Linked DNA regions of Homo sapiens: region 2 is linked to region 1. Evidence: read pairs that join two places in POLR2A ChIA-PET (ENCODE). Cell type or tissue: A673. All regions are shown on one strand. Links, peaks and the distances in the headings refer to the core of each region. The heading gives the core; the rest is flanking DNA.

Region 1 (7,897 bases), core at 2,101-6,100:
AGGCAGGAGAATCGCTTGAACCCAGGAGGTGGAGGCTGTGGTGACCCAAGATCGTGCCACTGTACTCCAGCCTGGGCAAAAGAGGGAGACTCCGTATCAAAAAAAAAAAAAAAAAAAAAGGGCAGGGAAAGTACCTGATAGCCTTGTCACTCAGTGCATTATAATAGTTCCACTCTCACCCCTGAGTCTTGCACTTCTTACCCTCCCGGCACTACATACCTATACACACAGCCAAACCCAGAAAGACTGAAGAGCACGAACACGAATATCCAGGGAAAGCCCTAAGACCAAACCTGGACCCCATGGCACTTCCCAGTGTCCATAGCATTCCTTCCTGGCACAAGCAGGATTCACACCCTCCCTCCATGGGAAAAGCAGACTCCTCCTCCATGCCATCTCATAAAGTCCTGCGTATTGTCTGGGCATCAGCTCCACCCAGTACAAGACAAAGGGGAATCCAGGGCCCACATAAGGGAGGCAGAGAATTCCCCACCTCTGTGTCCTTGAGAATCCCATACTAGAGTTCAAACTCCCAGGCTCCCCAAGCCAGAACTAAGCTGGGATGATGGTGGTGCCCACTGTGCACTGGGGAGCTGTGGTAGGGTGGCCAGGCAGAGACCCCATCCATCAAGGAAGACCTCTGATCGCTAAGAGCAGATGCTGAGATCCGCCCCACTCTTTAAGCAAGAACAGCAGACTGCCCCTGTCCTTCGGTAGGCTAAGGCTCTGTCTTACCCGCTGGGGTGACTCACTAAAGCTGTCTCTATTCACCCAGAGGTCCAGGCCCCAGAATAGAGCCCAGGAATCCTGCCAGCAATTCTGGACTCCAGCCCTCCCCATGCGACATTCATTCATCCATGTGCCAGGCACTGTGCTAGGTGCTGGGCAATGGCAACAACCAAGACAGCCCAGAGAGCAAAGGCTATCCCTAAAATAGGGTTCTAAAGATGCTGCTGGAGGTGGCAGGCAGGCACCACCCTCGAAAGACCCTTGCCCCAACCCCTTGGGCTTGGGAGACCTGCGCAACTCACACCATCCAAAGAAGCTTCCCTGGACACCTGCTTTTTCAGCCATAGGATCTTGCATCCTGTCTGGAGACCGATCAAGAGATGGGGAGAGGGGGTGGGGAGGGAAACACCAGGCTGCCTGGGCCCTCATGGCCGTGTTTATCCGGGGTGGATTTTTTTTAACCCAAAGGTTAAAGTGTTTCTATTTGAAACATCTATTTACATTCCAGAGTCCAAAAAAAAAACAAAAAAAAAACAAAAAAAAAACAAGGCTGCCGAGCTCCAGGCCTATATCTGTCCCTAGCCGCGTCACAGACACAGCATCAGAGCTGCGCAGGGGGAACATTCTTAGCCCTCTCCCCGAGCCGCTGAGGTGACTCACGCCTCCCTCCTGCCAGCATGGACCAAGCCACCACTCTGAAGGCCAGCCAGCGTTGGGGGTGGAGTGGGGAGACAGGGATCTGGACAGAGGGGCTGCCTGGGAGTCCATGCAGGGGCAGCCAGGCTTAGGGAGGAGATGAGAGAGCAGGGTCCCAGCCTGCAAGGTTTCTGGGGTACAATCTGGAAGCAGGTGAATGAACAAGCTGAGGAGGAAACTTCCGGCCAACTGCTGGCTGCTGCTGGTAGCAAGGAACAGAGGCGACAGGGCAGGATGGGTGGACCTGATAAGCCAGATGGCGTGGAGCTGTCCCAAGCAGATGCTCTGGGATTATTCTGCCTTCCAAGAGACCACCTTGAGTCCCAGAGGCTGTGGGCTAGGGGCCAGCAGGCAGGGTCTTTAGCTGGACCTGTGGACTCCAGACCAGGATAAGAACCAGCCCTCTGGGTTTATTCCTCATCCCAGGGACCTGTGTAGGGGGCCCCCAGGCATACGCCCCTACCTCAGGGGACTACGTGGGTATCTTGTAGAGCCGGTTCCCAAGGTTACACCCCCATCCCCACCCCAGCCTACAGGGCTGGCCCCAGGGTAATGCCCCTATCCTCGGGGCCTGCATGGATACCCTGCAGGGCTAGTCTTCAGGGTCATGCTCCTACATGAGAAAACTGCATGGGCATCCCTGCCTGGGCAGATGATAAGCCATGTTCCAAAGATTTTTTGAATCTTCCCAAAACATTCATGCTCTGACACATCCAAGTCCCACTGCAACCTTATCCCTGGGCAGCTCAGAGCCAAATCACAGGCACCTGCAGAGGCACACAGTTCCCACTTTCCAATTTGAAGCTTGGGATGCACACCCACATATCCAGAGGCAAGGACTCCCCATTCACACGCACACACACAGACACCCACACTTGAGTGCCAAGCCACTGCCAGGAGGGGCTGAGCAGGCATGGGTCCAGCAGGCCCCTCCCTGGAGGAAGCATCTTGTGGTGCCGGCCTGGTGGGGAGGCTGTGCCAGGAAGGCTTGATGCTGCCAACAGGTTCCTGGGAGTGAGGGAAGGAGCGGCCCAGCTCTGGGGGACCCCACCCCTAGCCAAGAGCCAAAAAAGTTCCTGCTGAGAAGGTGGCAGGATTAGGGGGTCCCGAAGCCCATCTGAGCCAGAGTAACACCTCTTCATCCTCATGAGATGGGAATCAACCCAGACCTGGGGAGAGGAGCGCCATCGGGAGACAGCTAGGGGCTAAGGCAGCCAAGCCCCTCAATATCCAAGCTGCCAGCCTCTGCCTAACTCCATCATGACTGCACCAAGCCTCCCCAAGTGTCTGATTCTCAAGAGACTCCTGGCTGGGGACTTGCGGAAGTCACTGTACTCGATCCTGTAGCCCCAAGAACCAAGCCAGAGGAGCTGGAGTAACCTTTATTCTTGTGGACACCCAGCTACACCTTCTTCCCTTGCCCAAACTTGGGGAGCGGGCAGCATGGAGGCGGGTCACTGACCCACTTCCTCCCCTCTGACCACAGTGCCAACTAGGCCAGGATCCTCCAGTAACCCCCAGCCCCCAGCAGTGGATGCCGACCCTGCCAGAGACTGAAGGGACTGGAAGAGATGCAGCAGAGTACAGCGGAGGGGCACCGGGGAGCAGCAGGCTCTGGGCAGGGAGGGCAGGGGCCTCTCTGAGCAGGGATCCCCCAGCCCTGTGTATTCTCAACAAAACTCTCAAGACAGATCTATGCAGGACCCTATCTGTGCAAGGCTCAGGGCCAGATGCTCAGCCCAGGGACAAGGATGCCAGATGACAGAGGGCAGGCAGGGACATCAAGGCACTTACCTGTCACAGGGATGCTGTGCAGAGAAGTCCGCGGCAGGATTTCCAAGGATGGTTCCCGACCTGACATCCCATCTGCTGAGAAACAGGATTCTGTCTCATAGATGGTCTGCAGCATCTCCACGAGCCCCTGAGCCTTGGGCACCAGCAGCATGCCAGGGAGGGGGCCGCCAGAGGCGGGGAGCAGACCGAAGGGAAGGTGGTCGGGCAGCCCGCACAGCACAGGTTCCCTCAGGCCACTGCCGACGGGACCCACACTGTAGGGAAGTGCCTCATCCGGCCTGGGCACTCCTGGCGGCAGGAGGGGCAGGGAGGCCCTAGAGCTGCAGGCCCAGCTCTGCTCTAGAGGGGCATCCGACCACCAGCCTCTCCCTGGTTCCTGGGAGCTGGGGTATGGCTGAGCACTTGGGACAGGAAGGGGAGCTCAGCGGGCAGGCGGGCTCTGTGTTCCCTCCCAACCCTGGGTGACAGCTCTGGGCCCGGCTCCCTGCTCCTCCTTCCCGAATGAGCCGCCGCCGGCAGCTGGCAGGAGACTGAAATAGCAGTTGGGGGAGGGCCCTGTCTATAAATAGGTGGAGCATGCTCAGGGAGCTGCGGGCGGGCTGCCAGGAGGCCCCATGGGGGGGGAGGCGGTTCTACCCCAGGAGGAAGCGCCAGGCGAGGGGGATGGGAACAGGGGAGGGCCTGCACTCAGGGCCAAGGCCACAGCGCTGGGTGGCCAGAGGCTGGGCTGGGGAAGGGCGCCGGCCAGGGTACCCATGCATCTGGGAGCGGCTCTGGCTGCTACTCTTGGCAAGCAAGCCAGGGGATGGAGACCAAGAAGCCAGACTCAAGCCTCCGTCTTTCTTCTTGCCTTCCAGAACAGGTAAAGGAATTGGAAGGGTCTAGGAGAGGCTGGCACACAGGCACCTTCCCTGGAGTTCTAATAGCCCCATGGAGGTTTGCTTAACTTCTGCCCTCCCACAGAGTTGAGAGGTGCCTCCCCACCCCTTCAACCAGCAGAGAGACCCCTAAACACCTGCTAAATGGCAGCTCCCTCCCGCTCATTCTGGAGTGTCGCCTCCAGAGGCTGCTCAGCCTCAGCTTCTTTCTAGGGTGTAGGGATACTCCTCCTGGGCAGACAGGTGTCCCCTGGTCCCCTTTCCTCACCCCAATCCAGGAAAAGGGACCAGGGAACATCTGCTAATTCTCAGAGCACAGGTAGCTCCTCCATGGCAATGTGCCAGGTGCAGTGCTACGAACATCATATACATCATCTCATTAATTCTGCGTGGTGACCTTGGGAGAGGCACAGATGGGAAAACTGAGGCACAGGGAGATGAAGTCACTCACCCTAGGTCATAAAGCTGCTTACATGGCAGGGCTGGGATGTCTGAGGCTCAAGTCTGAGCTCTAACCACCACACTCCACTGCCTCCCATTTCCCAGGGTTTCTATTAACAGGTACAATGACCCCTGTGCTCAAGTAGGAAGAGACTTGAGGTTGGAACCTCGCTAAGGAGAGTCAAGAGTTTTTCAGCATCCAGCCATTACCCACCAGCCAGCCTCAGGCCTGGCAGCACAGCCCCTGCTCCCTGGGTCCTGGGGCTGGTGCACCATGAGGACCAGTGGCACTCCCCCGCCCTCCCCACCGCTGGCCTGCCCCTGCTCCTCAGGTTGTGCCTCCCACTGGTACAAAGATCCCACTTGGCCCCCTGACCTCACTAGAGCCTTTTAATAGCCTGGTTATTCCTGTGTCTATATCCCCCTCCCCCTTCCTGATGTCACAGTTGCTATTTTGGAGCCCCCTCCTTGACCCCCACTCCAGGCATGGAGCCAGGGACACCTGTCCTCTCTCTGGACTGGATGACCTCACCCTCTTGTTGGGAGCCCAGGAGAAGCTGGCCAACCAAGGACACAGTGGCTGTGGCTCCTGGAGCCCAATTTCCCAGCCAGCTTCTGCCAGTCAGGGATGGCAAAGGGGTCTCCTGCCCTCAGGCTGGGAGTGGGAGGATTAGGGGGACCACACCTATAGGCAGAGGCAGGCTTTCCCAGGCCCTTGACTAGCAAGATGTATATGTTGCCAGGGGGTACCCAGTGGTGGACCAGCAAAGAAACAGGGGTCTGGAGCTGCAGCTTCTAAACCAGGGCAGATTCTAGAAAAAGGGCAGTGGAACAGTACTCCCTCAGAGGCCTAGTGCTGGTGGACATTCAGGGTATGGCTGGGGATCTTGTTCACCACCCCTTGCCCCAACCTCATCCTGGCCAACCAGGCCCTCTCAAGAGGAAGGGAAGGGAAGGTCTCCATCAGTGGGGTGATGGGCAGCAGATTCAAGGGAGCCCAGAAAGCCAAGAGCAGCAACCCCTCCCAGCCCAGGACTCCTCCCACCCACGCTAGGAGTAACCAGAAGGGCTGGCTAGCCCTGTCCCAGCTCTCTCTGCCTGCCCCAGGCATAGGAGAGTGTGGCAGGAGAGCCTTATTCTAAAGAAGAGGAAGGCGTCAGTTACCAGGACTCAAAAGCAGGGCCCCCAGAACCTGGAGCACCCAGACATTGAAGGAAACAGGACTTCCTGCTTAGGGAAGATAGTAGCACCCAGGACAGGGACACCCAGAGGTGGCTGGAGCCGGGAGCTGGGGAGCCAGCTCCCAGCACCATTACAGCCTCCAACAAGTAGGAAGCAAAGTATCAGACACAGTCAGAAAATCCTCAGTGCAATTCCCAGAACCCTCCAAGGCAATAAGAGAGGAGATCTGGGATGGGGACAAATGTCTTTTTTTCTTCTGAGATTCAGGTGATACAAGGTCCTCCTAATGTCTAACTTCAATCCTTCATGCTTTAGCCCCCCTCCTTGCAATTCACTTCTCTTTTCCGTTCTCTCCCAACCAGCACACCCATGTATCATCCCACAAACCTTATGGAGCACCCACCAAGCATGGGGTACATGAGCTTCACCCAGAGCCAGGACTGTCTTCCCCAGACTCACTCTGCCCCTCCCTCAAAGGCTGCACTCTGACCTCCTAGCCCTCTGAATCTGAAGGAGGAAAAGAGCCTAACCCTGGCTCCAGGTTCCATTTCCTGAGCCCAAAGGCTGTGGGGATGGGGGGACCTTGACCAAAGGGAAGAAAGCAAGGTCTGCTTAGTGTGCAGTGAAAAAGCCAATGGCTGGCCCAGGAGCACCCTGGATGAAGTGTGAGATGCCAGCTTCCCTGAGACCCAGATATCAGACCTGCCCACCCTCCTGTTCTTTCCTGCCCTTCGAGCCCAGTCATGCTGGAGCCCATCAGCATGGCCTGGGAGCTGCCATGTGCCAGCCAGGCCCCATGCTAGGTGTTGGCTGAACCCTCTCATTTGAAGCCAAGTCCAGGAAAAATGTGAACACCTACTTTGGCATCTTCTACTTCCCCTCAGGGTTGACCCTGCCTTCTCTGGCCATTCCATTCTAAGCCTTCAATCTCTTTGGAATGATAGAGCAGGGAAGAGGAGGGGAGAAGCAGGTCCCGCTCTGCAGTGAGCACAGAGGTGTGCCAGGGGGCATCTCAGTAGAGAAGGGAGGCCAGGAGTCTACTTCTCAGACCCCAGCCCCATGCCAGGATTGACCCACTTTCTCACTGCCTGCCTTCCCTGGGGGCTCTGAAGGAGGCAGAGCCCAAGGCTGGAAGGCAGGACACCGAGGTTCCTGGCTCCACCCCACACCCATGCCCCAGTTTCTCTGGTCACCCAGAGAGCAGGCGTGGGGGGGGGGGGCTGCTGCCCTCCATCCTGGAAAAGGGAAAGAGAGAAAGTGTGAAGGTTCTGGGAGGCGCTGGGCAGGCAGGTGTTGTCATGAAGCTTGTCTCCCTCCCACACTGGGGAGAAGGATCCTGGCCGCCTCCTCCATGGCCCCGCTGCCACCCAGACTGGCTTGCACAGTGGGCCTCACTCTTGCCTGCTCTTCTGGGCAATGGCACAAAGAGGGTACAACCAGAGCTGGCCTGGGTCCCAGGCCCCTGGGCAGCTCCTCCAACCTGGTTGGGCCGAGTCTGAGCTGAGGGAAAGTTCTGTCAGCCTTTCAGCCCCACTGAGGAGAACATGCAGAAGCAAACAGTTCCAGAAAAATAAAGACAGCCTTAATCCTCAAACCCCCTTTTGCCGGAAGAAAAGGCAGAGATCAGGGAATGGTCTCAGGGAAGCAGGCAACCCCATCAATAGCCTCCGCCTGTGATTCCAAGACTGCAAAAGAGGTAAATAAAGTCAAAGGCTGGTAGGCAGCCCGAGCCAGAGGGAAGTCATCAGCTCCCACCTTCCTGGGCAGTGGGCCCCAGAAGGAAATCACTCACAGTCTCCACCTGCTGCCCCTCACCAAAACAGTCTCTCTTGCTAACATGTTCACTGTGAGGACCAGGGATGGCCCATCTCATATTTTCTTCTGTCTTCCACAGGCTGAGCCTGTTGGTGATACTCAGTGAGGACTTGCCAAACTGAAAAGCTCCTACGCTGAGAGGACTTGAGGGGAACCAGAAGCTCTGCCCCTTACAAAGCCTACTGTCCTTTACTCTGGGGAAAGAGGAGCAAGTGTTCAGGGAAGTGAGGAAAAGGTGGGAGGCGCTCAGGGGCTGCAGCAGACCCTGGGGACTAACCATTTCCTTCCTTCCCACCTCTTATCTCCTGCCCCATGGCCCATACCTTTCCTTCTTGGGGCTCTCTACAGGGAAGTGGACACCC
Region 2 (5,948 bases), core at 1,949-5,948, 390 kb before region 1:
CGATCTCCGGTTCATGCCATTCTCCTGCCTCAGCCTCCCAAGTACCTGGGATTACAGGCGCCCACCACCATGCCCGGCTAATTTTTTTGTATTTTTTTAGTAGAGACGGGGTTTCACCGTGTTAGCCAGGATGGTCTCAATCTCCTGACCTTGTGATCCGCCCGCCTGGGCCTCCCAAAGTGCTGGGATTACAGACGTGAGCCACCGCGCCCGGCCCCAACATTCTTTTTTGCTTGGGATAAACCCTCTTCAGGCTGTTAATCAATATAGATAAAAGTATACTGTTCTATTCTTTCTTCTCAAGTCATTTTCAATGCTTTCTCTGCATGGGCAATGCCAAAATCCCATTGAGCATGTTCTCTCTGAGGTCAGGGTTTCCAAATCTTTTGTTTCTCAGAGTGATTGCTGGCTTGTTTGGTTGCCTCAGCCAGTAATTCTTCATACCGCTTATGACCTTTATACTCCTGTACCCATTTTTCATGAACCCACACCCTCTCTGGCTGTTTGCTAAAACACTGGACATGATATTTTCGGGCACCTCCTGTGTTAATTTTGGTATGAACCTCCAGCTGGGGATCACTTCAATCCATACAAGGCCAGCACGGATAGGTTCCCACCTTGGACCACACAAGATCACCAACTTGAAACTTAACACCAGTGGACACTTCTGTTGTTGGAACAGAAGATAGTATTGGCTGAACTGGGGCTTCCTCTTTTAGTACTGGATCTTCCCTTGGTTTTTCTGATATGGTGTGAACCCTCTCATTTGGTCTATTTTGTTCCTCTGGTTCTAATTTGGGGATTTTGTGTGACTTGCGCTCTTCAGATCTTGATGAGTCATGCTTTTTGGGTTTTTTCCTCTTTTCTTTTCTGCTTTCATGCTTTGACTTCGTGTGCTCACTTGCCTGTACTTCATTTAAAAGGTCTCCACAAAGGGAAGACTTGAACAATTCCCTGCCATTCTGGATAGTTTTGGTTATTTTTAGTTTAACTTCAGGTGAGCCACTCTTCTTTGGAATCACAGTTTGTGGTACCGAAGTGGTGGCTGTGGAGGGGAAGGGTTTTCTAGAATTTAATGTGGTCTTCTGTTTAGAATTTCTGAATGGTAATAGTCAGTGGGGCTAAAGTTTCTAGCTGCGCCAAAGTCATTGGCTGACCCATTAGGATATTGATTATGCGACTGGTATTTGGTTTGAATTTCATACATGCTGATTGATGGCAGGTAGCCATTTGTGAGTGGAGGAAGATCTGTTGTAGGTGAGTATTGAAAGCTTTGCTGCAAGGTAGCTTCGTATGGTGTCTGGCCACCATCTTCAGCAATGTCAATTTTGTTATCAAAGGCATCCTCCTGACGGATGCTGGCGGAGTCAGTGAGTTGAGGTGGTTGTTGAACTGTGTTTCCCGTGATCCCTTGCATGAAAGAGAAAGAGAAATCCATTGTTCTGCTCCAGCATTCTTAACTTTCCCTTTCTCTCATCGGGCCTTCAGTTTGTCCCGTTCTAACCGCCCGGCCGTCTCAATGCGATCACAGGAGGGACACGGAGATCGAGGAGGGCCACAGCCGGACCAGGCCAGGCGTGCTGCGGCAGGAGGAAGGCTCCGGAGGTGGGGTGGGAAGGGGAGGCCGAGAGACGGGTGTCGCCGCGCCCCCGCTGCCGCCAGAGAGGAGCCTACGGCTGGCAGCCTGGCCTGGGCAGCAGGGTCCTCGGCGCTCGGCTGGGAAATCGCACGTCTCTCCGCGGTGACCTGTGCACAGCCCCTGGGCCTCCGCCTCCGTGCTGGCAGCCTCCGCCTCAGCGCACAAAGCCCCGTCACCCCGACTCTCGGGGCGCCGCCGCCGCCAAATCCTCAGCCCCTCCCTCATTGGCCGCGGCGTCTGCCGGGAAGTGCAGTCCCGGGTTTGGGGCGATGGAGCCCAGGAGGAAGCGGCGAGTCAGCGCGGCGGAAAGGGCGGAGGGGACGGAGGGGGCGGAGGGGACGAACCACGAACGCCCGCGGCCGCGAGGGTCTGGACGACAAAGGAGAGACTAGGCGAGAGGGCTTGTTGCTTTTTTTTTTTTTTTTTTTTTTTTTTTTTTTTTTGAGACGGAGTCTCGCTCTGTCACCCAGGCTGGAGTGCAATGGCGCGATCTCGGCTCGCTGCAACCTCCGCCTCCCGGGTTCAAGCGATTCTCCTGCTTCAGCCTCCGAGGAGCTGGGATTACGGGGGCGCGCCTCCACGCCCAGCTAATTCTTTGTACTTTTAGTAGAGATGGGGTTTCACCATGTTGGCCAGGCTGGTATCGAACTCCTGACCTCGCGATCCACCCGCCTTGGTGTTGCACTTTTATAACTCTTTTTACCTTCTCACCAAACTAGCATTTAGGAAAAAAAAAAAATCAACAAAAACAAAACAAAAAAACCAAAAACCTCTATCAGTCATTTACACGTTAGTTGGAAATAATTTAGACCAGTGTGGCTCTCCTTCGCAGAACACATTCAGTCCTCTGTGATTATTAGAAGCAAGGTTCACCTTTTGATCTTGGTTAAAGAAATTTCAGGCTAAATTTCTGGGGAGGAGATGTATTTCAGGTTCCAGGATCCCAGAATTGCTCTGCACAAGTCACAGCCATCCTTGTTCCCTGAAGTCTCTGTTGGCTGCACCATGTCTGCTGCTCCTTTATGAGTGGTTTTGGGAGAGGCCAGGCTGAGCTCTTACTAGCTCCTTGCAACAAAACAAGCGAATGTGAAAAGTCTTAAACACTCAGCTTTCTGGTCAGAGGAAATCCCAAAATCAGCATGACTCAGGATTTTAAGTGCCCCATAGAGTGTCCAAGAGAAGAAACCTAGGAGTCTAGGGTCTTTCAAAACCCCAAAGTTAAAACCTTTTATCACCCTTTCCTGACCTTCCTGGCTTAGGATTTTAGGCAGCCTCTTGGAGGCCTCCCTTGCCTGGGGCACACTTGGCCATAAACCCATTCATTCAGCCCTACTGATTTAGTGCCCATTATGTGCCAGGCAGAGGAAAAGTAGAAATGGTAGGATCTATCTTCAAGGGGCTCAAAGTCTGCAGGAAACAGGATCCGCTAACAAATTAGAGCACAAGGGTGTGCCGAGTGCTATAATAGCAGTGTGGGTTGCTGTTGAGAAAATACAGAGGAGGGTACCACCAGGGAGCTTCTATGAGTTGAGCTGAGCCTTGAAGGTTGAAGAGGCATTTCTCACATAGAGAAGACGAAATAGTGCCCTGATTGTATACTAGGAATGAAAACACCAAGTGCTTACCAAGCTCAGATAGGTAACGTAAATGAATGGAGTAGGTGAGTAAAGTAGCAGGGATTGTCAGCGGTGGTGGGGAAGTGGAAGGCCTGCATCCTGCCTACAGGGCTTCTGCTGGAAAGACAGCCTGGCCTGGATTCAGCCTCCATTTGCACCTTCTGCTAGGTGCTTTTGTGCAGTGCACAACTCACACAACCTCACATGGCTGCCCTGCCTGCCTAAGCTGGCCATCAGCTGCTTGTTGCCATACTGAAAAAGAGGGTTTGGTTTTGCCTCGCCTTGCTTTTTCAATAGAAGCCAGAAACTTGAATTTTTATGTAAAAATTTCCAATTTGTCAAATGCCATTGTAGCCAAACAAAAATCTAGCCTCAGGCTGGATCCACCATAGAGTTTCAGTTTGAGACCCCGATGGGAACCAGTCCCCTGGGCACATGCTGCTCTCTCTCCTCCATACCATGCAACACAGTCCTTTGCTGAGATTTGACAAGGGAAACACAGTCATAGATGAAACCCCCTACAGCTGCTGCAAAGCCCTTCAGAAACATGAGATTGGCCTCTGAACCAGAGGAAAGTAACGTGGGGCTGTACAACAGCAGCCAGCCTGTGAGACTGATGGATAAAGCTTTAATTTATCGGTGCACCTTGTTTGGAGAAAGCTTCCCTGCCCTCTTGGCTGCCCCCACCTCCAACCCCTCCTGTTTTGCTAATGATAAATGACAAGCAGTGGACATTTATTAATTAAACCACCCGCTGTAGCCATTGGTAAAACCCAAGGCCACATGCAGGGGAAGCATTCAAAGCATTCCTGCTGCCCCTGCCCAGGGCACAGGCCCCAGGGTTATCCTTTGCTGGAGAGAGCAGGCCACGGCGGCCACAGCCTCACATGATGGGCCTTCCTAGGATCTGTCTGGGTTCTGGCTGATAAATGGAAATCACCTCCATGGGCCACACAGTAATTAAACTCCTGGCATTCTTTTGACAAAAAAAAAGTTCCTCATGGGACATTCCCACAAGCTGCTGAAGGTCTGGGCCCTGCAAGCTCCCAGCTGATTACCAAGGAGTTTTCGAAGTTGGCCTTGACTGAGGATCAAAGGAGGATGGGAGTTCAGGGAATGAGGGTGGGGGTGGGAAATGCCTTAGAATTAAGTTGATGATGGCCTGTTGCGGTGGCTTATGCCTCTAATCTCAGTGCTTTGGGAGGCTGAGGCGGGAAAATCACTTGAGCCCAGGAGTTTGAGACCAGCATGGACAACATGGTGAGACCTTTTCTTAACAAAAAATTTAAAAATTAGCCTGGTGTGGTGGCACATGCCTGTGGTCCCATCTACACGAGGAGGCTGAGGTGCTAGGATTGCTTGAGTCCAGGAGGTTGAGGATGCAGTGAGCTGTGTTTGCACCACTGCACTTCAGCCTGGTGAAGGAGGAGACCCTGAGACAGAAGGAGACCCTGTCTCAAAAAAAAGTTGATCATTTGGATGTTCGGCCTGAAACACCCACATTTATTTCCCCAGGACCGAGATGGGCAGAGAGATAAAAGCAGGCCTTCAAGGCTCATTTATTTATATTTCTACTGTTTATTTGTTCCACTGATGTACCCCAAGTACCTAAAACAGAGCCTGGAACATAGTAGGTGCTCAGTAAATATTTGTTGACTGATTAGCTGGAGATGTGCTCATGTCTTTTTAACGAAAGCAGTAATCAGGAGAAATTCCTAATTAAGGTCCTAGAACCAGTGGCTTCTAATTGTTTGCTGCCACAGGATTGTAAACATGTTGAAGATGAGGCCAGTGTCTTATTCAATTGACTGTCCCCAGAAGCAGGCACAGTGCCCAGCCTAGGGCCTACACACCGTGGTTTCTCAACGATATCAATTGTCTGAATGACTCAGGGGTAAACCATTTTTCAGTGCTGGGTCAGGCAGAGCCCCACTGGGACGTGACCTGCACACACTTTGGCAGTCCCCTGGGATGCAGTGGTAGCAGCAGCAGAGTCATAAAGCCTGGGGATCAGAGCCACACTGGATATCACAGCTGGAAAGGCCTGAGATCTCAGCCAGTCCCTTGCTAAGCAGAAAGAAGAAATGAATTAGCTACAAATCTTGGGGCCTCTAAAAACACAGCTTCATTTTTCTGTTTCTCCTATAGACTCCCCATTCTGTCCAACTGCCAAAAACATTTAAGTTTATTTAATAATCAATGTCAGCTGAAGTTGGTCATATCAGACTTAAATTCAATCTATTCCCAGTTGCCTCAACTTCCCTTGTCAGGTCATCTACTTAGTTCTAGTGGCTTCTGTGCCATAGGAGGGGGAGCTGGAGGAGGGGGAGAGCCGAGCCATGGTCATCAGTATCTGTCTTCACTAACCTCTTGGGCATGGTCACCCCATTTTGTTGGTGTCTGCTAAATCCACATCTTTTTTTTCTGTAGTAATTAGCCCACACACTCTGTGTCCTCCTGACTCTGCAGCTGAGGCCCTCCCAGCCCACCAGGCCCTGCCCAGCACCTTCCATGCCTTCCTTGGAAGTGTTGGAAAACTAGCTGGCCCCTCATACTATAGGGACCCAGGGAAGTTCTGATTGACCCTGGGTGCCATGATAGAACAGGACTCCACCCACTCAGCATTCCAGATAAACAGTGGACACAGTCTCCTTTGCACTCCTATTTTCCCAACTGGTTGGGAGGATTCTGTT

Evidence for each region. Peaks named below come from ENCODE experiments on the same cell type or tissue, not always from the same donor. Only the 100,000 strongest peaks of a DNase experiment are listed, where the experiment ranks them.
Region 2: POLR2A ChIA-PET joins it to region 1 with 5 read pairs; 3 of 35 experiments call an interaction of 5 or more read pairs at or near these places.

The regions. Positions count from the first base shown.
Region 1 is chr17:44,107,510-44,115,406 of GRCh38, forward strand. HDAC5 (histone deacetylase 5) reads right to left here. Exons shown (of 27, transcript NM_005474.5): 3 at 3,220-3,291. Among named protein-coding and RNA genes, the nearest start is that of HDAC5, 12 kb to the right of the region's middle. RefSeq lists an enhancer at 4,505-5,005. In A673, for the core only: no CTCF peak of the experiment used is centred there; a DNase peak (open chromatin) is centred at 3,752; H3K4me3 peaks cover 709 bases; H3K27ac peaks cover 1,190 bases.
Region 2 is chr17:43,718,999-43,724,946 of GRCh38, forward strand. It overlaps the pseudogene WHSC1L2P. Among named protein-coding and RNA genes, the nearest start is that of SOST, 37 kb to the right of the region's middle. RefSeq lists an enhancer at 1-166 and silencers at 1,606-1,675, 1,706-1,815, 1,966-2,025. In A673, for the core only: no CTCF peak of the experiment used is centred there; no DNase peak of the experiment used is centred there; H3K4me3 peaks cover 465 bases; H3K27ac peaks cover 523 bases.